Linked DNA regions of Mus musculus: region 1 is linked to region 2. Evidence: chromatin loops called from intact Hi-C (ENCODE). Cell type or tissue: left cerebral cortex. All regions are shown on one strand. Links, peaks and the distances in the headings refer to the core of each region. The heading gives the core; the rest is flanking DNA. Region 1 overlaps Cd82 (CD82 antigen). Region 2 overlaps Gm13791 (a long non-coding RNA gene).

Evidence for each region. A loop is a pair of places that touch in the nucleus more often than their neighbours do. Peaks named below come from ENCODE experiments on the same cell type or tissue, not always from the same donor. Only the 100,000 strongest peaks of a DNase experiment are listed, where the experiment ranks them.
Region 1: it touches region 2 in a loop (2.9-fold over the local background); 10 of 42 quality-filtered maps call a loop at or near these places.

What each region holds. Positions count from the first base shown.
Region 1 is chr2:93,411,086-93,423,448 of GRCm38, reverse strand. It overlaps Cd82 (CD82 antigen), which reads left to right. Exons shown (of 10, transcript NM_007656.5): 7 at 1,521-1,622; 8 at 2,694-2,894; 9 at 3,126-3,209; 10 at 3,507-4,347. The coding sequence ends at 3,584. It overlaps Gm13807 (predicted gene 13807), which reads right to left. Exons shown (of 6, transcript NR_040529.1): 4 at 6,970-7,629; 5 at 5,855-6,004; 6 at 5,619-5,734. It overlaps Mir7001 (microRNA 7001), which reads left to right and starts at 1,442; the gene lies at 1,442-1,520. In left cerebral cortex, for the core only: CTCF peaks have their summits at 1,925 (motif pointing left), 4,849 (motif pointing right), 7,980 (motif pointing left) and 9,662 (motif pointing left); DNase peaks (open chromatin) are centred at 1,903, 4,860, 8,018 and 9,652.
Region 2 is chr2:92,888,066-92,900,428 of GRCm38, reverse strand. All of the region lies in intron 2 of Gm13791 (a long non-coding RNA gene), which reads left to right. Among named protein-coding and RNA genes, the nearest start is that of Syt13, 21 kb to the left of the region's middle. In left cerebral cortex, for the core only: no CTCF peak of the experiment used is centred there; no DNase peak of the experiment used is centred there.

The DNA.
Region 1 (12,363 bases), core at 1,793-9,792, 520 kb before region 2:
TCTGTAACTACTTTCATGGGTGTTTTGTTCCCAATTCTAAGAAGGGGCATAGTGCATGAGGATTCTTGAACGATGCTAGGAGCTTTACCCAGGCCTGAGAGGTCTGGGCTGTTTCCCCAGGCCGAGCAGGCCAGTAGTTAGGAGCCCAGATTGTTGGCCCAGCTGGAGGAGGTAGGCATCCTGGGTGCCACTCAAGGCTCCCTTGGGAGGCTGGGGAAGAGCATCCTGAACCTGGAGAACATGGTTATGTCGGGAAGAGAGGCAAGTATGTGGCCTTCCTGTACACAGTGATCTTTCTGATTCTCTCATGGGTAAGCAGGAGATGGCAGCCTGCTTGTCTGGGCTGTGTGTTAGAGGGAGGTCAGCAGGAACTAAGTGCCTTGGAGGCCACATTCCCACCTTTGTGGGTTTCACCTCGTTCTGGAGCTAGCTGCAGATCTTTCCCCTCCTCACAGCTGGCTGTTGGTGAGAAGCTAGGAGGCCATGGCCTCTTTTCTCTGAAGCCCTCAGATAGCACAGGATTTAGGATTCCCTAGCTGGTGGGGACTACTACTACTAGTCGGGATATGGACTGTGAAGTCCCAGGGAGGGCAGCCATGGAGGGGCCCCACAGATCTTCACCCTGCCCCCTCTAGCAGTTGTGAGGACCTCAGCCTCATGTGGTGCCACTGGCTGTAGGGAAGGCCAGCTTGGTCACATGGCTGAGGCTCTGGCTGAGGCTTAGGAGGTCTTCTGGTTGGGGTTCCTGGGCTGCTTGCCTGCAGTCTCAGGGCTTTCCTGAGAGACTGCAGACAATTCCACAAAAGTAAGAAATTGAACATGCTGTGCCTCTTACTTTCACTGTCCCCCAGCCCCTGTGACGACTAACCATGGGGCAAGTGGGTTTATTTTCTGTACCCACACCTAGCTGCCCCCAGCCGACACCCACACCCCAGCTGGGAAAAGTTGCCCTAAGCCCAAATAGAGGATGAGCTGTGACACCATCATTTAGCCCTGGACAAGGATGGCCAGGGAAAGGCGGCAGAGGGGTAGGAAAAACACTGTTCTGTAGAGCCTGTCTGAGGAGATGCAGTTTGCTAGGGGAGCTTGCCATGTTCACATCGGGGGACAGCATTCTGAGCAGCAGGGGCAGCACAGAGGCAGCACGAGGCCTTGTGTAATGGAGCACAGCACAGAAGAGCAGGGAACCAGGGAACCAGGGCTGGGGAGGCCTGGGCAAACGGCGTGGGACTTTGTAAATTCTGAGAGGACATTGAAGGGCATTGATATGTCTCTGGAAAGTTGTGGGAGGCCACGGGAGGCCTTTCAGTGTCAAAAGGGAAAAATGCCTGCCGAAGGGTAGGCCATGGCTGACAGGGTTGGCGCTGAGCAAATGGGCACTAGGGATCACCAGGACAGTGGATGTTCTGCAGCCATGAGCGTGTCCTGGGATTGCTGTGGTGGAGGAGGCAGGGTGTGAGCGTGAGCATCCCAGAGGCCCAGGTTCAAGTCCAGCCCTGACGCTCACACTCCCTCTGCAGCTGAAGAAGGAGATGGGGAACACAGTGATGGACATCATTCGCAACTACACTGCCAATGCCACCAGTAGCCGCGAGGAGGCCTGGGACTACGTGCAGGCGCAGGTGAGGATGAGTCTGAGTGACAGTGACGTGGTGTGTTACTCTTGGAGAAAGGACACAAGTGCTCTTGGCCCCTAAGCACAGTCTTGGAGACGGCTCCTGGGCTCACAGCGCTGCCTCTTCTTTGTTGACCCTGGAAAGGTTGTCCCTTCCTGGTGTCACAGAACAAGTGAGGCCTGCCTGTCCGCTCACTGGGGGCAGAGCTGGTGGTACCTACCCTTCTGCCTTTCTGTCAGAGCTCTTGCCCGCTGGGGAATAGCCTAGAGCTCAGCTTCCCTTCACTCGCTTGGAGCGCCCCCTTCTGGCTGTTGCAGATGAGAGCTTGGGCACAGGAGATGGCTTATCCTCCCTCCCACCTGGGATTTGATTTCCAAGGAATCCACGGAGAACAGTGTTAGCTTCCATCCCAGAAAGCCTTGCCCTCTGGATAGAGCATTTTGTCTTTGGAAACAATGGAATTGATCTTGTCTCTTTTCTCACGTTAGTGACCAGGAAGCTCTGCCCCAGATCTCAGGTGCCTGTGTTTAACACTGGCAGGTAGCCTTGGACTTGACTGGTCTGTCACTGGGCTCTCTGGAAGCATGTGGCACATTGTCTGCCTCACCCCTCACTCAATTAGGGACCTTAGTTCCTAGTCTTCATTTGTGGAAAGCTCAGATCAGCTTGAAATGGCAGAACTGGGGTTTGAACCCATGACCCGAGAGCCCCATGTTCAACCTTTGCCACCTGACTGACAGCCTTGCACACATTCCACTTGTGCTGACTGGTGTTTCACTTGAACTCGCCTCCTCCGCTCTATGCATATGCTAACGGCTTCTGATTCTGGCTCTCCACTGTGTTGGTAGTTTGTACTGTTTCTTGGAGGCCTCTTGAAGTCCCTCTTGAAGTCTCTTCTGATACACAGCACTGAAGTTCAGCCCTTGGGTGCTATGCATCTCCAGCACCCCGGGAGCGGGACACAGCTACCACCCCAGGAGGCACAGAAGTGGCCAGTCTGAGTTTCCACCTGGAGATGGGCTGCTTAGGATGGGCTGAGTGGCCGATCAAGCAACCTGTCGTGTCGCCACTGCGCAGGTCAAGTGCTGTGGCTGGGTCAGCCACTACAACTGGACAGAGAACGAGGAGCTCATGGGCTTTACCAAGACCACTTACCCATGCTCCTGCGAGAAGATCAAGGAAGAGGACAACCAGCTCATTGTGAAGAAAGGATTCTGTGAGGCTGATAACAGCACTGTGAGCGAAAACAACCCTGAGGATTGGCCTGTGAACACTGAGGTATGTGTGGAGCTGGCAGTCAGGGGCTGGGCTCTGCCACTCTGAGAGGGACAGGTGTCCCAGCTCCTGGAGGTGCCCGGGGCCGTCACTCAGCCTCCTTCCCTTGTTAGTCCCCTCCTCCCCATCTGCTCACACCATAGTCTACAGGTGCCATGAGGGGCCTGCTCACGAGCCGGTCCTGGGCAGGCCTGCTGCAGCTGTGTGCAGAGGCTGACATGAGTCTTTCCACAGGGCTGCATGGAGAAGGCGCAGGCGTGGCTTCAGGAGAACTTCGGCATCCTTCTGGGCGTGTGTGCTGGTGTTGCTGTCATTGAGGTCTGTCCCTCTCTCCCATGCAGCCGTGCCCTGGGTTCTGTCTCGAATACCTCCCCCGCCCCCGCGCCCTTGCATTGCTGCTTCCTGTGAACTGAGTGGTCCATGTGCTTCTAGAGCTGCCCTGACCCCAGCCCATCTGGCTGTGTGACGTCAGATTGGGTACTGTCCCTCTCTGGGCCTCCTTCAGCAGCCTGCCTGTCTGCCTCAGGGTGGTTGTGACTGGGACCCAGTATGGAGCTGCAGGGCAGGGTCCTGGGACCCGGGCGGGCCTTCCTGACTTTGCTCTGTCCTTCACAGCTGCTGGGGTTGTTCCTGTCCATATGTTTGTGCCGGTACATTCATTCTGAAGACTACAGCAAGGTCCCCAAGTACTGAGGTTGCTGATGTCCCCACCGTCCTATTTCTCCACCCTCAGCCTCCCATGGGGCCTCTCTAGCTTTTTCTCACATGGGCCCTGCTCCATCCACCACTGAGGCCTCTGGCCCATCCTGGAAAGGTTGCATTGGGAACTTTCTGGGCCTGGGCCCTTCTCCCTGTCCTTCTGCCACCAATATGGGGCCCTGGCTATCCTGTGGCCTTTCTTCCTACTGCCTGGGATATTTTAACAGCTCGAAATGGCTCCCAGTATTACTGTACACAGGATAGCTGTGTCTCCACCCTGAAGTCATATTGTATTGTATTAAAAACCAGGGAGGGTGGGTGTAGCACCCGTAGCTGCCCAGGGAAAGGCCACAGGAAAGGTTGGTGGGGTTTTCCCCACTGTCACACTTTCTTCATAGGTTTTCCATGTTTCTGTGGGAGACAGGGTAGGCAATTCTTCCACACACTTGGAGCACTCCCCCCTCCCCAAGCTCAGTTCAGCAGGGAACTGAACTGAGGGGCCTCCTGGGGGACTGGCCCAGGTAGCCTCTGGTGCGCTCCTCTTGGTGAGGGACCTGACAACTTAGGGGTGTGGGTCCCTCAGGTCTGGCACAAGACCCTGGATGAGAGGAGGATCTGGACTGGTGTTTCTTGGCAGCTGTCCCCTGTCCTCTGCGCTAAGGGTGGGTGAGGCTGTGCCTTGCAGGGTGGGGGAGGGGTTCCATACACTCATCTCTGGAATCAATTATTAAAGGAGGGTTTATAATGATCCAGTCTGAAGAGGCGGTATCCTGAACTATGGGGTGGAGAGGATGTGGCGGTGACAGGAGGGAGCCGTGGGATGAACCTGAAAGCATGACATGGGGTTCCTGTGTCACAGCTGATGCCAGTTCACTCTTGCTGTCCTTCCTCCTCAAAGACCTGGGTACAGGTGCTTGGAAGGGGGCTGTAGAGAGCCAGGAAGCCACAGTGCTTGTGGCCTCTTCCTGGAACATCAGGCTTCTGTTAAGACTCACAGAAGGAGTCTTTTCATAAGAAGCCAGGCAGGTAGACTGTGCAGCCTTAGTGAAATGGATCATCCCTCGCAGCCTCTGCACACTCAGCCCGGACAAACGCAGAGCCAAACAACGTGATGAGGAGTGCCCACACAGGAGCAGGCGGAAGCTGGGAGGGATGGCCTGGTGGGGACTTCTCCCACTCACTTGTAGGCCCTGGAAGACCTCCCTTCTCTTCCCTCCTCTAATGAGTGGCTCTCGGCAGTGGAAGGGAAATGCTTCAGGCAGTACCCACCAGGGGGCACTGCTGCCCCATTGTAGGAGCTCAGGGAACCAGTGGTTCCTGTTTCCTGCAGGTACCTGGCCTGCTCCAAGTCTCTCAGTCAGGGGGGACACTTCAGAGGATGCAAACTCCAGAGGTCAAGAGTGTGGGAGGGGCTGGGGCTGGGGCTGCGGGGCTGGAGGGGACCAGGAATCCGCATTCGTGCAAACCGGGGAGTGATTCCTGAATTGAGATGACTTTAACAGGATTTGGTGAGACTGAGCCACAGTGTGAGCCAAAGAGAGAAGAATGAATAGGTCTCAGCCAGAGAGCCTGGTCCTGGGACAGAAGGTCAAGAGACTTTCTGTGGTCAGAGGCCATCCATGCAAGCTCACTGCTAGACCCACCATAGCACCCTGTGCCAGGCTGGGGCCCCAGGAAGCCTGGGTTCCCTGACAATATCAACCACTAGGACTCCTCTCCCCCTCCCTCCCTCTCCTCTCCTCTCCTCCTTTTCTTCCTCTTCTTTCCCCTTCTCCCTCCCCCTCCCCCTTCCCCTCTCCCTCCCCCTCCCCCCCCCCTCCTCCTCCTCCTCCTCCTCCTCCTCCTCCTTCTCCTCCTCCTCCTCCAAGCTAGGGGTTTAGCCAGGCAGCATGAGGCCCTGTCGGAGACCTGAAGTGAGCACTTGCCCTGTTCCAGGGCTGGTGTCTCGAAGTAATACTGGCCCAGCTTTTTTCGCTGATAACCTTGGCTGCCCTAGAAAGTGTCATATTAAAATATAAAGTTGGACATAGTGGCACACCTTTAATTCCAGCACTCTAGAGGCAGAGGCAAGAGAATCTCTGAGCTTGAAAACAGACTGGTCTACGTAGCAAGTTCCAAGACAGCTAGGGCTACATAGTAGGACCCTGTATCAAAAACAAAACAAACAGAAACCATAAAAGAAAAATGAATCTTTGAGGAAGTGTGCACTGGAGTGAAATAAACAGCCTAAGTGGCTCATCAGGTAGCAAATGCATACAGCATACCTAGACCACTCTACACAGCTTCGTCCTCAGCAGACATCACCAATCAATCACCAATCGCATTTTCTTGGCCTAGCTGCTCTCTGGATAGACTTAATGGTCTTCATTACTCATTGTGACCTTAGATTTCTCAACTCAGCACTCTGAATCAATCTGTTGGAACTCAGTGAAAACAGTCGGCATCTTTTAAGCTCTCAGGGTTGTGACAAACCATGAAGCTCTACCTCTGTGCTTCTCGGTGGAAAGCTAAAGGGGAGGCTTTGTCAGTTTCAGGGATAACCCTTCTTGACTCTGTCCTTGGTGATAGGAAAGGTGACTTCCTGGACTCCAGAACTTAAGGCTACTCCCTGCTAATCCCCAACCGGGGACAACTTTTCTGTTACCGGGCCAAAAAAAGCAAAAAAGGAGCCTGTGCGCACCCTACTAACAGCAGGCACAAGAGCGTTGCTCTTTGCCAAGGATGAAAGGATACAAGGAAGGCCAGTGGCTGATGCAATGGGGCCCCAGTTTTACTCAGCAGTTAGTATTGAAATAGCACGAGCCTGGAGCCCTGCTTCAAAGATACTGGGGAGCTTGAGGCGAGTAGCTCAGCTTCCTGCCTGAGCTGGGGCACGGAGCAGGAGCTTTTGATGGCATTGCTGAATGGTGAAGTTATGCCAAGAACACCTAGCCATGTCCCTTGTAAGCGGTGAGAGAAGGCTAATCAGGAAGTGACTGGGGCCTGACTCCTGCCCACTGACCATTCTGTAAGGGAGCATGCAGGGCATGATGGGAGTTCCAGCTACACACGGTTAGTCCTGTGTGTTAGCTGCATGCATCAGGGACCCGCATCACATGTGCAGAACTGAGTGTTAAGCTGATCTCAGGTCTGTGTGGGGCCTGGAAAGGGTCTGATCCACTTAGAGGTCTCTGGGAGGCTGGAGGTAGCCCATCCCCACTCGGAGAAAGAGCCACTGCTAACGTGACAAATGGCTGACTGAACTCAGGGGAGGCTACAGGACCCTGGCACGGTTCTTGGGGGTTTCCTCCTTTTCCCCCTGAAGCTTTGGATTTAGCAGGGTGGTGTAAGGCCCTCAGTGGGGTGCTTGTCACTTGGCAACCCCAGTCAGAGGATGTACCCATTTCTCTTGGCTCCACCCTTCCACTGAACAGACAGCCTGTGGGAGGTAGGATGCAGCAGTTGCTGGGGTCTGTGGGGTTGACTAGAATGTGGCTTCCAGGTAGGCAGAGTTTCCACTCAGTGCCTGTGGGAAGGAAGGAGTTCCATGTCAGGGTCTTTGCCAGGGCTCCCTTGGTCCCCTGAGGTTAGAGTCAGTATACTGGGTGGGTCTCTTGCTCCCTGCTGCAATTTCTTCTTAGCCCGAGTGTAGAGAAAGTATAGGTATGGGACTAGGGAGCCAAGACAACCCCACACCCATACCTACTCACGCAAGCCTACACAGGAGTGGCCACTGTCAGCTAGCAGGGAACTGAGAGCCACTGTAGATTATGGTGGACTACACACTGAAAAACACTAAAGAATATGCTAAGGTCACAGGATAGGGGTTCACTCCAGGCTGGTAGCTCTTACCTGCCTCCTTTACCTAAAGCCTGACTAGAGGACACCAGAGCAAGGGCTGAAGCCCATACTTCCGGCTTCAAAGGCTACTTGGGCCTCTGCCCCTGTCAGGGAAGGAGGTGACAGTCCAAGAGATGACCTGGTTGGTAGTTGGAGACCCAGGGCCATATGTTTTCTGTACACTTTGCTGTACTCTGGGGCAATGACTCCATAGAGGACCCTGGAAATAGGAAAGTGGGTATCAGTGGCTTGAGCAGGCTCCAGACAGATACAGGCTCTCTTTCCATCCACCTAAGCCCCACAGCTCTGCCTCCCAGGAGGAAATCTTGGGTTCTTCTGAGCCTGGAAAACCCTCTAGACTATAGACTATGTCATGCTGTCGAGCTATATGAGCCTCTCGGGTGTGAGGGGGACACAGTGAACTCCCTTTCCTGCCCCACCTTCTTCCCTTCCTTCCAGGTCTGTGAAAATCTGTCAGGAAGGACCTGGCCTTGGACCCCTAAATCCTGAGTTGCCCCTTCCTAGGGCACTGGGCTGCACCTGTGGGGTCTTCAGTGGGCACCAGCGCCACCTACTGGCTGCTGTCCCTCCCGCCATGGTGCAGGCTAGGAACATGTTGGGCAGAAGATTCTCACATGGGCTGAAGGAAGAAGGGTGTCCTTGGTAGTGCCCAGTAGTGTCTGGGCCAGGCAGGATTGTGCCTTTCAGCCCCTGGGGAAGCCAGTGACAGTGCAGGAAGACGATGATAGGCATAGATGATGACCAATGGGAAGGGAAGGCTTAAGCTAGGATTGGGTCTTGTATATAACCCTTATACAGGGAGGGAGATGCAGGGGCTGAGAGAGGGTGTTGAGGGATTTCAGTGGCCAGTGTAGTGTTATTTCAGTTTGACTAACTGCTGTGGTCAGTGGGGAAGAGTTGTTTTAAATAACAGGCCCGGGTATGTGCGTGCACACACACCACACTTGTATGCCAGACCCTTAGATTCCCCCAAGAGCTCAGTTTTTTTTCTCGGCTAGGTGAAGTCACAGCCGCCATCCTTGCAGGCTGTGAACTGTGGCGGGAGGGCCCCATCAAAGAGGAGTACTCCAGATACTGGGTCTGTTCCCAGACTCTTCTAGATTGGGGATCTTTCAGGCAGGCAGTCACTTCCACAGAGAAATGACAGGGTGTGTGTGGGACATAGGTCCTAGGTCGTCATCTGGCTAAAGCTGGCACCTCTTCCTGCCTCAAGAGTGTCTGGCTGTTCTTTGGAGGTTTTCCAAACCCACCAACTAAGGTGAATCCATTCATCCCATGAGTGCTTTCTGGAAACTAATAGAATTTCGAGTCTCTTAAGAATACAGCCATGGGAATAGCAAGATGTCTTAGCACATAAATGCTGTTGCCGAACAAATATGCTGTCCTGTGTTTGATCCCTGGGAACTCGCACAAAAGTAGAAAGCATAAACTCCCTCCATAAAGGTGAACTCTGGCCTCATGTACGCTACCTTGTGTGCATGCCCACACACACTGATAATACATTTTACATTAAAAAAAAAAAAAGCACGACAAGAATTGGAGAGATGGCTCAGTGGTTAAGAGAACTGGCTGTTCATGTATGTGTCTATAGTCGTGCTGCTGCTGGAAGCCATATTGATGTCGTGGCCTATGATGTCACGGGGGACCTGTGCCTGTGCTCCGTGCAGCCGTCGGTCATGTTGATGGCCATGGGCCGAGCTGCCACCTGGAACCATGATCCCTGCTCCTGCTGACTATAAAAGGCAATGAAGCTACTTTTGCAGTGGTATTGGTCACTGCAGACTCAGAGTTGAGAAAGGGACATTGAAGATTTCTGTGACAACCCCTCCCTCCCTCCCCCACCAAAGAAACAGCCTAGACAGGAAGCCATTGAAGAGGTCTCTTAAAACTTGTGATAAGGATGCTGGAGTATAACTCTCCGTAACTTACGGCTTCTGGGGCGGGTGCAGACGGGGAAGGGCTCAGTTGTCTTTTAAGTGGCTGGCCACTGGGAATTTGATCACATGAGTGTGTGGGCAACATAAATTAGACTTGTTTTTTCTTCTTTTGGGGGGAAGGTCATAAGGTTGGGGAGCAGACCTGGGAGCACTGGGAAGTGAGTGTGATCTGGGTGCATGATGTAAGATTCTCAAATAATCAATAAAAATGTGTTGGGGGATGGGGGAAGCACTGGCTGCTTGTCTAGATCATACTGTCCGCAGTTCTAGTATCAAAGGGATCCAGTGCCACCTTCTGGCCTCTGAGGGCACTGCACGTATAAGATGCAGAGACATACGTGCAGGCAAGACACATGAAAAACTAATAAAATAATTTTAAAACTGCTATGAGATGAGCCAGGGGCTGTAGAGTGATAGCACTTGCCTTGCAGGAGGCTCTGGGCTCCACTCCCAGCACTCCACAAAATAACAAACCACAGAAGCAAAAAGTCCTACCCCAGCCCACACGGCCTTTCCGACCACAGGAGCGTGACATGCACACCTAGGCAAGCACATGCACACATGTCACAAGCCTGTGACAGGCACAGCCACCCACATGAATAAAGACACACCTCAGCATGCAACGACCAACTGCTGTGAGCACAAGCTAAGCCAAGTGCACAGTGGGACACCCCAGGCCATCCTGGGGAAGGAAATAGAAGAATGGGGAATAGCTGCAAGCAGGAAGCAGGAGTTCTGCTGTCCCTGCACTGAAATCAAGTCGGTTAGGTCCAAAGAGCCCCTGTTCCCAGAGCTGTCAGGATAAACATTCATTTTGCTTAGGTCTTGTAAGGAAAGCAGCTGTAACCCATTGTGACTGGGGGAGCACATGAGGTCCCATGCATGCTTCCTAAGAGCCCCACGGTGACCTCAGCACCAGTGGCTCATTGTCTGCAAGTGGCCCTCCCTTGACTGAACAAGGTCTACAGGGAGAAGATGGAGCTGTGGACCTTCAGGAGACGAAGCTCTGGTCCCAGAGACAAAGGATTCTGATGGAACAGAGCCCTCCTTCCATGTCACCTCAAATGCCTCGGGCAACAGCCTATGTCTGGAGCAGGATAGACCTTTCTGCAAGAACAGCTAAAGACTGAAGCCCAGGAGCAGGGTGGGTGGAAGATAGGGACCGGAGGAGCCATAATTCGGTATGTGATAGCACCATGCCCACCATCAAAGCTAGACTGACTCCGGGGGACTGACTCAGGGTCAGTGCCCCTTCCATGAGTCCTCAAGTCCAGCAAGAATTAAAAACCTCATTCAGAAAAAGGATGGAGAAGCTAGGCCCTTTCTGAGGCAGCACACCCAGTAAGGTCCAGCTCTCCTTCCATGGACTCCTGCAGTAACTATTGCCAAGTGCCTACTTATATCCAGCCTGGAGGGAGCCCTGGCCCATCCAGAAGAGCAGGGCCCATGACAGTCTGTGGGGCCAGGGATAGGAGGAGGAGTGCAAACACAAACTGGGAAATGCCTTTGTGTCGGGGACACATAAGGCAGCATTGGGAATTAGAACTCCCATCTTTCCCTGACTGTAAGTGCACATGATAAATGGAAGAAGCCAGTCCCTGGACTGGCTGCTCTCACCTGACTGCCCCATGGCCTAGGACATTACAGGCTACTTTATCAAGATGGGGAGAGGGGGAGTGTGCACCAGTCAGAACGTGAATGCAAATGAGACACTTCCTACTGCTTCCCCCAGCTCCCTGCTCCCATGCCCCAGCTGGGTCCCAATTCGGGCCTCCCCTCTGTGCACCTGGCAGGAAGACCTTCCTCAAGAGGCCAGGGGAACTGTCTGCAGCTTAGATGGGCGGAACTGCTTAGTTCAGGATGGGTTAATGGTTTACTTATCCAGCACCTAGGGACAAGGGTCATCCAGGTGTGCTGTGAGGACATCCTGCTCCTGAGGATTTGAGCTTGGGTTGACTGATGAGGGATGGGGTCACCCGGTCCCCACGACTGCACTGGGGATGTTTGTGCCTGCCCTGTGACATTATCTGTTTTCCATCTCCTATGGAGGAAGGCACTAGAAGGGCTCTACTGGAGGTGGAGAGGAGGGGCAGAGAGGGTAGTCTCAGGGTAGACTGCAGGTTTTTACCCTGTGTCTGGGTACTGTGTTCAGCTGTTGGGAAAAATTACACTGTTCTGCATTTCCGATCAACATGATGACTCTGGCCAGCTCCTCAGGGACTTCGCTGGGCCTGTTACTTGATTTGGCTAGCAGGATATGGGGAAGAGACAGTATGCCAACCCTAAGCCAGAGTTGCGAGTGGTTGTGAACACATGCACTCACGTACACACATGTACACACACATACAGAGACAGAGTCAGAGACACAGTGACAGAAAGACATTACACACACACACACATACACACATACACACACACACACACACACACACACACACACACACACACACACACACCAGGCACTTTAATATGAAGCCCAGGTCATCATAATGGAATATTGGAGGTAGGGTACCCATCACCTGGTCCAGGCAGCAACATCCCACCCCTAGCAGAGCTACCCACTCATGCTCTCTCACAGCCGCTTGTGCCAGCCACAGGAGCAAGTGAAAGCCAGAAAAGCCTGTAGCTGATTTGCATAAACCGCAGTTCTTTTGTGCCTAGAACCTGAACGTCAATTACTCCACCTTGGTCACTAGCCAATCTGACGGTGACCTCATACAACATATAACAGTACTGACAGTTGCTTTTGAGCCCTTGACAGATGGGACCTCATCTCAGCTTTGCAGGCACATCCTCTCAGTTAATCATCAGAAAGGCAGGACTGAGGCAGCGGACAGTGGTCCAGTGCAAGACTGACGGACAGCTGGAGGCAGCGTGGAGCTGAGACACCCATCCATACAGACTCACTGTCTGTCTCCTGCCTGACAAGCCTTAATGTCAGCGCTGTGGGAGTGGATGCATTCTGGACACGGGAGCTGACGTCATTTGGAATGTTC
Region 2 (12,363 bases), core at 1,521-9,520:
GTAGGTACCAGATATTTGTCTATGGCTGGCAGATGGAGATCTTGCTCACACTGCTGTCCATGCCTTGCAGAGCACCTTCATTCTTTGGGAGTGTGGTGGTTTGAATATGCTTGGCCCAGGGAGTGGCACTATTAGGAGGCATGACCTTGTTGGAGTTGGGGTGGTATTGTTGGAAGAAGTGTGTCACTGTGGGGGTGGGCAATGAGACCTTCCTCTTAACCACGTGAGAGCCAGTCTTTTAGAGATCTTCAGATGAAGATGTAGAACTCTCAGCTCCTCCTGAACCATGCCTTGATGATAATGGATTCAACCTCTGAACCTGTAAGCCAGCCCCAACTAAATGTTGTCCTTATAAGAATTGCCTTATTCATGGTGTCTCTTCACAGCAATGCAAACCCTAAGATAGAAGTTGGTACCAAGAACTGGGGTATTGCTGTGATAGACCTGACCATGCTTTTGTTTGGAGGAACATGGATTTGGGGACTTTGGAAAGCAGTGGAATGCTTTGAGTGGAGCTTAATGGACCAACCAAGTAGAAATATGGAAGACATTGATGCTGAGGGTGATTTGAATTGTGCAGACCTGACCCAAGATGTTTCAATGGAGAAGGATTTTAGTATGTGGCCTAGAGACTGTTCTTATGATAGTTTGGGGAAGAATATGGCTGCTTTTTGTCATTGACTTAAGAATCTGCTCCTGGCTTCCTTTGGCTGAAGATACAGAACTCTCAGCTCCTTCTCCAGCTCCATGCCTACTTGGACGCTGCCTTCCTGCTATGATGATAACGGGCTACATCTGTAAGCCAGCCCCAATAAAATGCTGTCCCTTGTAAGAGTTGCCTTGGTCATGGTGTCTCTTCATAGCAATGAAATCCTAACTAAGACAGGGAAGCTCCATCCAGGAAAAGTTAGATCTGTGACTTCCACAGAAACAAACTTCAGGATGTTCTGAAGTTGTTGACTTTACCCATACCCAGGATTGAGGACCTTCCTTTTCTTCCCATGTCCCCATAACTTCCTGTCCTTCTATCCCACCTCAGTGGAGGTAACTGGACACCATAGGAGTGGGGGAGGAGTGAGGGAGGGGTGCTGGGTGTAGTTATCATGCAGAGCTTCTTACCTGGGACAGCAGAAGTGAGCACATCAGTGTTTATCTTGCAGGCCTTCAATCCCTGTCACTAGTGTCCTTTGGCACCTTAGACACCCAGTGACAGCCACCTCCCCCACCTGATGGCCCTTCCTCATCAGTCTCAGTGATGACAACATTTCACAGGGGCACACCAGGAACTTCACATCTGAATGCAAAGGTTAACAGTAAGAGGTCCAGACAGAGCAGTGGGACCTCTGATGTTACTGTATCCACAGAAGAGCTGCCTGCAGTGGCCTTTCTGGAGATGGGGGAGGAGACTAGCTGTACTCACCTCCATAGGATCAGGAGGAAGTGGGGAGGCCGTGTTGTTCCTCCCAAGCCCAGCAGCTCTCCAATGGGACTCATTCCACTTTGTGGGCAGTGAGTTCTACTCTGCCTTAAGAAACAAGGGACAGAAAGCCATCCCAAGGCAGTTTAACCAAACCAGAGAGCTGTTAGATTCACCATCCAGCCAACAAAAGATGCAGGCAGGATTAGTTTGAGGGCCTCTTAGGTCCGAGAACTCAATTGTGACTGAAGTCTTTTCTTTCCTCCTCCCTACATTTCTGCTTACCTCCGGGGCCCATGCTGAACCGTGTGGTTTCAAAGAAAAAGAAAAGCCTGTTGTCTCTTTGACAACAGTGTCTAGTTGGCTCAGCTTGTATGAAGACAGCAATGAGCTATGCTGAGTCCCTAGGGCTGAGATTGCATAGCTGAGTTCTACATAGGGACCAAAGGAGCCAGAATGTTCACAGAAGAGGAAGAGGTTCTTGCTAATACTGAGCCCCACAGAAGAGGTCCCAAGATCTGAGCAGGGGCTCAGTGTCTGTTCCAGTGTGGGCAGCTGCTTCACATCACAGGTGTCATCTCCACTGACTTCATTTCCAAAGCCAGACACAGGAGTGTGAGGCAAGTGGACCATGCCTCCAGACAGAACTGGTAAGGTCCAGCAGGTTCAGACCCCAGGGGATCTCAGATTCAAGAGCAGCAGGATTAGAGCCAACTCCCTGCCAAACTACTTGATCTGGAACATGTAACCATGACACCCCACTGAGAGGACCATGGTAATCAGTCCCATAACATAAAAACTTAGAATTCCTCATGCAATTGAGGTACCTAGGTAGGCCCTGAGTGTTTAGCCAATGAGCTTCCCTTCCTGGGCATTCCTTCCCAAAAAAGGTATTTAATCCCTGGTTCACCCTGAATAAGGTGTATACATTCACATTTGCCATCATATAAAATAGTTTGGTCAAGCAAGGACCTTCTTTTCATCAAGAGTTGGGGAGTGGGGGGTGTAGCTTTGTTATAAAGAGCCTCAGTCTCCTAGACAAGGCCTTCTCTTCTTCCAGTCCCTCTCTATTCTTGGCACTCACTTTGAGCCAAACCTGGTTCTGAACTCTGCCTTCTCCTTCCTGCCTGGCACTTAAATGCCCTGAGAGGACCCTCAGACCCCTGTTCCCAACTCCCAAGGGGTGCTTGGGTACACAAGAGACTAAGGAGCCACGACAACCATCGCAGAGCCTGCTGCTTCCTACCCGAGAAAGCAAGGACTGACAAGCACTACAGACTGTGTTGTGCCTCCCCGAACAGCTTGCCAGACATGCAGCTTAGCCTAGGAGCTCTGAAGCAAGCAAGCCATTTCCCCCTTCCTAATCTCTGGTTCCATTCTGGCATGTGGTTCAGCTTTGGTAGGCTGAGATGGCTACTGGATAATTTCTTACTACAGATAAGCAGGCCGTTGTGTCAGAAACCATTCCTTCCCATGTCAACAAGGACACATAGTTAGTACCTTTGAAGTGGCCTGTGGACATCTGGAGAAGCAGCTATATACCTGAATGTCACACCTCTCTCTGACTCTATCTCCTGGTATCTCACCCTGTCATTCCTATAGCCTGTCCCAACAAGACAGTGAGCTTCTCTACTCGGGCAGTTTGCTTCCCATAAGCACTCGCTTCTTGACTATTCATTGCATAGCCTGGAATTCACACTGCAGCCCAGGCTGCCCTTGAATACATGGCAATCCTCCTGCTTTAGCATCTAGAATCCTAAGATGGAGTCACCATGAGTCACCATGCTAGCTCTTTCAAAAGTTTAAAAGTTTGTATTTCTCATTTAGGCCAATCCTTCACCCAGAGCCCTGCTGTTCCTGTGTTTGGTGGGAGGTGGAGATCTGAGCATATTTTTCTACAAGGAACACCAATTGTCAACACATCATGGATTGGCTGCCAAACCCTTCCATACTGGCTTGCAATGCTCCCTCTGGCAGTGAGGCGCCTCGTGTGGGCATGTGGTCTTCTTCTGGTTCTGAACTCTGCTCTGTCTTGTTAGTTCATGTGTCCACCCCTGCTCAGCAGCACACAGTCTTCATCACATTGGTTTTAAATCAAGTCTTTCTGCAACCAAGACAAGAGCTGCTAATTCAGTCCAATTGTCAAATTTGATGAGAAATCTTTTGAAGACTTTAGTTGGAATTAAATTAAATTTATAAATGGATTTGAGAAAAAGAGGCATAGTTAGGAGTTCAGATTTTTTCCATCTATGAACACAACCTATCTCTCCATTACTGGGGACTTCAATGCCTTGCAGTGAAACTTTACTCTGCTACATCAAAATCCTCTCACATCTTTTGTTAGGTTTAGCCTTGGCTTATTTACTTTTATTGCTGTATTTAAATGAAATATCACAGCTTTCCCCCCCCCCCCAGGTGCTTTGATATAGACATGTATTTTGTCTTTGTTTACTGTTCTTTTGTGAAGCAGCCTAGCCTGGTTCTCTTAGGTCTGATAATTTGTTTGCAATGGAGGTGATTTAGTTTCTTTACATTTGGCTCCCCTCCCCATTACTGCACGGCTGGGACTCACTAGTCCACCTTAAGTGAAAATACAGCAGATATTTTCCAGTCCACCTTAAGTGAAAATAAGGCAGATATTTTCTCTTAATGTAATTTCTTCTAAGGAGAAGGCTTAGTCTTTCCATTCCTTTCTCTTTCTTTCAGTTTTAGGTTTTAATTTTCTCTAAGTGGCATGCTTTAGATTTTTTTCCTTTCAGTTTCTGTCCTTGCCTTTGATTCTCTTCAAGAAGAAAACGTTTGAGGAACACTGAAAGAATGGTGGGTGACCACTGTGCACCTCTTCACTGGCATTATTAATATTTTTTCTTTAATTTGTTCTAGATTTATTTGTTTTTATTGTATGTGTACAAGTGCTTTGTCTTCATGTGTACACACATGTGCACTGTTTGCGTGCCTAGTGCCCTCAGAGGTCGGGGAGGATGTTGGATCCCCTGGAACTGTAGTTACAGATGGTCGTGAGCCACCATGTGGGGCCTAGGAATGAACCCCATTTTCTCTGTAACTGCTGAGCCACCCCTCCAGACTGTTTGTTGGTCATTAACACTGTGCTTCATGCTTCCATTTCTCTTTAACTACACACAGTTCCCTTCACAAAACACTGAAGAAAGCAAAAGACAAGTACCTACAACCTTCATCCTGAAGGTGCTGAGACAAGCACTTCCTCCCACACAGCCTCCTCCTCATAACCTAAGAACACTGATGTTAGCTCAGTAACTCCTAATGTACAATCCATATACACCATCAGCTGCCAGTCAGCCTGGAAATGTAGTGCATAGCTTTAAAAAAAAAAACACCAAAAACCAAAAAAACTGGAATCCAATCACCTATGCTCACTGTGTTTGGCTAGTGTGTCTCTTGGGTTTAGAGAGGCCACCCCCATCTCCCATGACTCTTGACTAAATGAGCTCTGTGTTGTGAACTTCATCAGTGCCGTTCTGCACAGCAGGAGCTCCTCTGGTCTTGCTGTAGTATAATGTTCCATAGCATGTGACTTCCATCACAATTATCTCCCTTCCCGGACAATGATGAGCAATGGTGGCTCTCAAGCATTTTGTCCCCAATTATTTGAGCCAGTAATAGCAGCCTTGTATGTGTCTCCTGGGAAACTTATGCTCACGGCTTGGAAAGGTGTCACTAGGTCACTGGTTAAATGTGTGCTCGACTTTAGTAGACAGGAAGTTTTTCAGTAGTTTTACACTAGTTCTCCTAGTAGCAATGGGTTAATGCTCTGTTTGCTCCAGTGTGGATGGCTTAGCTTGAGAGATTCTGGATTTATTGAATTGTCTTTATAATTGGAGGCCAGGTAGTCAAACAATGACCATCTTTGGTTCAACAGTGGAGGTGTAGAGAACTCAATAACTGCTCAGTTCAAGAAACTGGAAGCCTTAGAGCCAGGGTGCTATAGTCAGGGTTTCTACTGTTGTGATGAAACATCAAGACCATGATCAATTTGGAGAGGTAAGGGTTTATTTCACTTACTCTTCTATTATCACAGTCCATCACTGAAGGCAGTGAGGACAGGAACTCAAACAGGGCAGGGGCCTGGAGGCAGGAGCTGACACAGAGGCCATGGAAGAGTGCTGCTTACCGGCTTGCTCCAGATGGCTTACTCAGTTGGCTTTCTTGTAGCACCTAGGACCAACCACCCAAGGATGGTATCACCCGCAATGGGCTGGGCTCTCCCACTTCAATCATTGTATTGTTCTCTAGAAGAAGAGAACTGTTTACACACACGCGCGCACACACACACACACACACACACACACACACACACACACACACAAATACACATTGTGGGCCTGTGTTCCACTCTGACACTGGGGTGTGGGTGGGGCTGCGGGGCTGGGGAGGGGCAGAGAGTGGAGGCTCCCTGGCATCCAGTTGCTGCTGGGGTGCTGCACAGAGAAGTTGGGAATAAAGGATGGGGGTCTATGGGCCCAAGGCAAGACTGGACCAGGTTCTCTCAAACTCTTGGACATCTAGGTGCTGCTGAGTTGAAGGGAGCTGGGAGCAGAGTTGGGGGCCTGAGGGCTGAGGGGGAAAGGAATGGGAGCTGCAGCTTAGCGCATCAGTGATTGATCGGTAATTGGCTGTGGTTGTCTAGAAGTGCAAAGAGGCTTTCTACAGGCTGAGGCTCTGTAGGCAAAGCCCTTCTTCATCCTCCCCATGGCAGTTTCAATAGAAGAGACAGTCCATGTGTATTCATACTGTTTATTGACTGTTCATCGTGGAAAATGGATGCATACCAACTCCTCAGGGTGGACCAGAGATGAAATACCTTTTGGAGAGAGAAATGTTCAGGAAGGGAATATTATTGGCTAAACCCTCAGGGCCTCTGGATACCTCATTAGCATGGAGAACTCTGTTCTGGGCTATGTGACTGACATGGGAAGTGTGGTCTTGTGTTCTGGGCCAGGAATCTGGTAGCGAGCAGGGAGGTGCCTACCATCTCAGGTGGGTGCTGGGGACCAAGGACTCTGAACTTGCTCAACCTACCAAGTTTCCTGGCACAGTCCACTGTCCAACAATACATTTAGAATTTTATTAGAGTGGCTTACAGTCTGTGGTCCAGCTAGTCCAAAAATGGCTGTTTTACCAACAGAAGGTCCAAGAATCCAAAACTTATTCAGTCCGTGAGGCTGGATGTCTCAGCTCGTTTTCAGCATATCTAAGAATCCCAAAGAAATAGACTCTAATACTAGTGAAGGTATGGCCTTCCCAGTAATCGTGAGGTCAGGCAGACAAAGAGCAAGTGCTTCCTTCTTCCATGTTCTTTGAGTGGGGCCATATTTAAGGTGGATCTTCCCACCTCAAAGGCCAATCATTTTCTGAATCAAATTGACTTTTTTCAAATGACTAGCTCTGGTTGTTAAGATAAAGTGAGCCAGCACACGTGAGGAAGCACTGATGGAGCTCCAGTCTGAGGATGATAGCCTGGGATTTCCTGGGGTTACTGGGACAAGCTTGTGTTGAAAGGCTGAAGAACGTGGAGTGGGGTGTCCCTGGACAGTTATAGCAATACTAGGCCCATGCACTCGAGAAAACTGGAGCCTCCATGAGCTGGCTGACTGTCTCCTTCCTTCCTTCTAATAGATGGTGCTGCCCACATTCAGGGCAGGTCTGCTCCCCCAGTTACCGTATCTCGCCTTAGTTTTCTCTGGAAATGCCCCGCTGGACACACGTAGATGTGTTAATCCAATCAAGTCAACAGTGATGATTATCCATCACTCTAAGAGTTCAGCATCCTTCCACATGCCCAAGGCTCAGGTTGGGGAAAACGTACATCTTGTTAATTTTATATTGTCAACTTGACACAACCTGAAGTCATCTTGGAAGTGGGAACCTCAACTGAAAAGCTGCCTCTTCAGACTGGCTTGTGGCCACATCTGTGAGGGAATGTTGTGATATGGAAGGTTCAGGCCATAGTGGGCGGCGCCATCCCCAAGCAGGTAGGCTTGGGCTGTATAAGAAAGCCAGCTGAGCATGGGCAGAGAAGTGAGCCAGTAAGCAGTGTTGCCTCAGGGTTTATGCGGCAGGTCCTGCTTGAGTTCCTGCCCCAACTTCCCTCAGTGATAAACTACAGCCTGCAAGTGTAAGCCGAAATAAGTGTTTTGTTCTCCTAGGTTGTTTTTGGTTGCAGTGTTTATCATAGCAACAGAAAGCAAGCTAAGACAACCTTATTAAGCCATATTACTGTGCTGTTATTATTGCCTAACTTGTAAGCAGTTGATAGTCTATTTATCATTGATGACTAGCTTGATTCCACAGCTGGGTGAGGATGGGCTCTGAATGCTTCTAATATTTTACATTACTTTGAAGTTTCTTTAAATAGCCCGGCAATATGGTATTTGAGTAAATATTCTATGTGCACTTGGAAAATGTGCGGAATTTTTCACTGTGATTGAAAAGAAAAGTGTGTGTGTATGCATGTGTGTGTGTGTGTGTGTGTGTGTGTGTGTGTGTTGGTCTTCAAACCAGCTCCTGGCAGAAAGCTCCTAAAACCCTTAGAAGTTCTCAAGCAGTAGAAATACTAGTAAAATCTTTAGTCCTGACATTGGCTCGCTGACCTAGTTCCAGGCACAGAGCTCAGATTCTCTTGGAATTTCCTGGGTACTAAAAGTCATGTTTGTTCTAAAAAGGTGGGCCTTGTTGGAAAGGGGTGGGCTTTGGTGTTTCAAAAGACGCAAACCATTCTCTCTCTCTCTCTCTCTCTCTCTCTCTCTCTCTCTCTCTGCTTCCTACTTGTAGATCATATGGGAGCACCCTGCTGTTCCTGCTGCCAGCCTTTGCCTTGGTCATACTGTTTTGTCACTGCAATAGAAAAGTAACCAACACACCCCTGTGGCTCTCCACATAGCTGCTCACTGTATTCAGTACCGGCTCCCCCTCCTTAATAAGCCAGTGCATGTGTCCCCTGATTTGGTGAGCCAGTCTAGCTAACTAATAAAATCCTAAAAGAGGATTGTGGGAGACTCCAGTTTATAGTCAGGCTGGGGAGAAGTTGAGATGACTGAGTGTGCACAGCCTGGAATTTTAGGGTCTTTTTATGGGACTTATGGCAGAAACTGGACATAATCTGAGGTAACATTTTTAAAGATTGGTTATCTGCCAATACTGAGAGCTGAAGCAACAGGGGTCACGCGTGTTCTGTGCATGTTCGATGCATGCCCTCCTGACCCAGCTGAGGAGGGAGCCAAAGGCTGCTGTGTGCTGCTCACCTAGCTAAGGGTGGTGGCATGTTTAAACCCCACTCTGCTCGTGCCTGATTCACTCTGTGAGCTGCTGACCTTGGCTGGTCCACTGGCTGCTGGCCCTGGCTGGAGTCACTGGTCGGTTCAGTTGGGGGGTCTTTGTTCTTATGGTTAAGTGGCCAGTTAGTGGTTCTACTATAGGCCTTCCCCCTTTAATGCCTGTGGAGAATGAATTCCTGCCTTGTTAGCAATACAAGAAAAAAATAGTAATAACATGTATAGCACATACATTTGAATAATATGTATATAGTTGGGTTTTTTGTTTATTTGTTTGTTTGTTTGTTTGTTTGTTTGTTTTTTGAGACAAAGTCTCAGGTAGCCTGAGCTAGTCTCAGAGTTGCTAGGTAGCTTTACAGAAGGAGCAAACAATTGCAAGGTCAGGAGACTGAGCGGCTGAGAGCAGATTCTTGGACCTGCAAATAGTGCAAAGAGCTGGCTCCAGGGTCGCAGCTTTGGTGAGGCGTCCCTGGTTTTGGGGTGAGCCTTTCAGTTATGGAAAGCTGCTTTTGTGAATCCTCCCTGCTCCTGTAAGTAATCCCCCAACAGATCTGTTAGCAACCCCAGTAAAAACTCACCTGCTCACCCGCTCACCAGGTTGAACTTCGGCACAATCATTGCATTGGTCTGTTATAGATTCCTTTTCTGGAGTGATTGTGTGACTGTGTGCGTGTGCATGTGTGTGTCTCCCCAGGGAAAAGCCTGTCTCACTGCAGTGTGTGGTGCTTGAACACATGTATACAGGGGCAGGGCAAAGTGCCAGGGGTCCTGATCTGCTACTTCCTCACATCCTTCTGAGGCAGGGTCCCTCTAAACATGGAGCTAGGCTGGCAGTGAGCAGGCCCCAGCATCCTCCTGGCCATGATTCCACAAAGTGCTGTGCTCTGTTTTCCGCTGTGCACAGTCATGCTTGGCCTTTTGTGTGGGACCTCAGGACCTCAGACTTGGGCAGCAAGCACGTTACCTCCTGAGCCATTCCTCCAGTCTCAGGAAGGTGTCCAGGCACAGCCTTGACCTACAGCAGGGCTGGAGCGCCACTTTCCACCATTTATGGTACCAATCGTTTGGAGGCACGATCTCAAAAGGGCTGACCTCAATCTTGTGGCAATCCTCCAGCCTCATACTCCAGGATGCTGGATTACAGGCATTCACCCATTGCCACTGAACTCTCTCTAGTGTCATTTTCTAGGACAGGAAATTTTAGTATTGATGGAATCGACCTTCCTGCATTTTCCTGTGGCATCTGTGCGCTTACACCTTACCTAAGAAAGACTGTAGTGGTTCAGACATAAAATGTCTCCCGCAGTCTCACGTGTTTAAGTCTCCCGTCAGCATTGCTATTTCTGGAGGTGTGGAACTCTGCGATACACGTTCTAGCCAGGGGATGCAGGTCACCTGTGTTAGCTGGGGATTGATAAAAAAGAAGGAGACCAACCTTTCTGAAGGCAGAACTGTTCTTCAGGCAGGACATCTGGAGGACGCAGTCTCTCTGCAGGAGCAGAGACTGTGTGTGAGCGTGTGGTGCAGGGAGCTGGAGGTTTTATAGGGTGGGAAGGGGGTCTGGGGGATGGAGGATGCCACCTGATGTCAGTTCCCTGCAGTGGCAAATTCCCCCCGGGTTGTTACGTTGGCCTTCTTATGAGAAGCTTCTGGTATTCTAATAGCCCATGGGTGTTATTAGTCGGTCAAGTCAACCGTCTAGAGTTTCTCTGTCCACCTGAGGGGTATCGAAGGTTACACCCCAGCCCTACTTCTGGCCCCCCTTTGATCTGCCCGGATATGACAAACTGCACTGATAGTTCTTCCTGTTCTTCTTCCTGTTCTAGACAGAACTGTCAGGGAACTAACTGTGTCTTCCCAACAGTTACGGACCCTGCTCCTGGCAACCATGAGCCAAAGCAGACCTTCTTCCCTGAACTTGTCACAGCGATGAGAAAAGAAACTAATATGGGGCCTTTCATTCTTCTGCATTGTATTTGATTTTTTTTAAAAAAAAAAAAAAAGCATTGGCAACTCCATTAAATCTTTAACCCATCTGGACAGTATTAGTCCAGTACTGTGTACTTTATATGGAAAGCCTTGAACTTTGTCCAGGCTAGGAGCAGAGCAATATTCAGTAACAACCTCTCAGCACGGAGTCCAGCTGTCACCCTCCCCTGAGCTACAGTGTCACACCTCATACACCAGTCTGTTTGAGGATGGTCCTCTAGGCCTGCGGTGTGTTTCTGTTTTGGCCTCTAAAGCAGGTTTATTTGGATCATGGTACCTCGGGATCTAAGTGTGAACACTTGCTCAGGTGAAGCCCTCTTCACTGAGGCTTCTTAGCCATTTTTCTGGCCCTTCTTGAATATTTATCCTTCCATCTGAAATTTAAGGTTGTCCCTCCTCTAACAAAGGATGCTACATCCGTGTGCCATTTGTTTTGTTCACTTAGGAGCATCTCTCTTTCCACCCTCTTCTTCGTTCTTGTGTCCCAGGACGTGGAGTTGGATTGTAGAGTTAGGATGCTGTGTATGTGCAGCATCAGCCCCTTGGTACCGCAGTTCATGCAATTCCCACTTTACGTGGAGGAAAAGGAAATTAATTTCTCCTGAGACCACTGTGCAAGAGCAGCCAGGGCTCTGAGCCCTTGTCTTTTATGGGCCAAGCCACAGAGTGATGCAGACACTGGTGTACTCCTTTCCGATGATATTGGATCCCTTCTTGGTCTGGAATGATCTTGTTTGAGTGCCCGGGTCAGAAAGTAAGTGGTGGAGAAGATAAAACATCAGCTTTAACACCTGTTGGGACGTAGATTTCATCTCAAAGCCTGGATCAGCTGTGTCCTGGGGTCTGGCATCCATAAATTCTTTCATTTGTCCAGCAGCTGAATGTGAGGTGCCCTGTGCATGTGAGTGCTGGTCCCTCACGCCACATTGGGAGCCTTCAGAGATCAAAGCAGAGCTGGGCTTTGCCCCTCTCCTCCCACCCTTGAACTGACAACATATTTGAAGAGTGATGTCCGCTCAGGGCTGGAGCACAGATGGAAATATCGGACCCTTCCCTTGTCTCTGGGTCCTGATGAGATGGAGTGTCCAAGGTCTAACAGGTACAGATCCACTCTAGCCAAGAGGGAGTGCAGTCAACAGCATGGGAGGCTAAAGTCATGGGATGAGGGAGGACCACTTCATTTCTCTCAGCTGGATAAAAAAGCCCCATTAAGAACACACCCAGCTGACGTGAGCTCTCTGGAACTGCCCTGGCAGTAAAGCGGGATCTTGTTTAACAATGCTCTTGTGGGGATGTAAGGACCTGATGATGCTCTGGTGAGCTTGGAAGAGAAAAGGCAGCCTCCTTCTCCCTCCCTCTGATTGCCTGAGAGGAGGACACTGTTCTGAGGTAGGGACCCAGGAAGGAGGCCAGGCATGGCAGTTTGCTCTTGCAGGTGCCAACAAGGCGAGGCTCCCTCTGTCTGCTGGCCTGCTTCCTCTGGCTGCCCCACAACCCATGTGTTTGGTGAGTTTGTCTCTCATCTGAGATGGCATCTCTCCTTTCAGACTCCCATCTTCCCCTCATTGGGATGAGTTGAAAGCTTGAATGGTATAAACAATCATTTTATTTATTATTTCTCAAAACCATCTATCAAAGATTATCTAT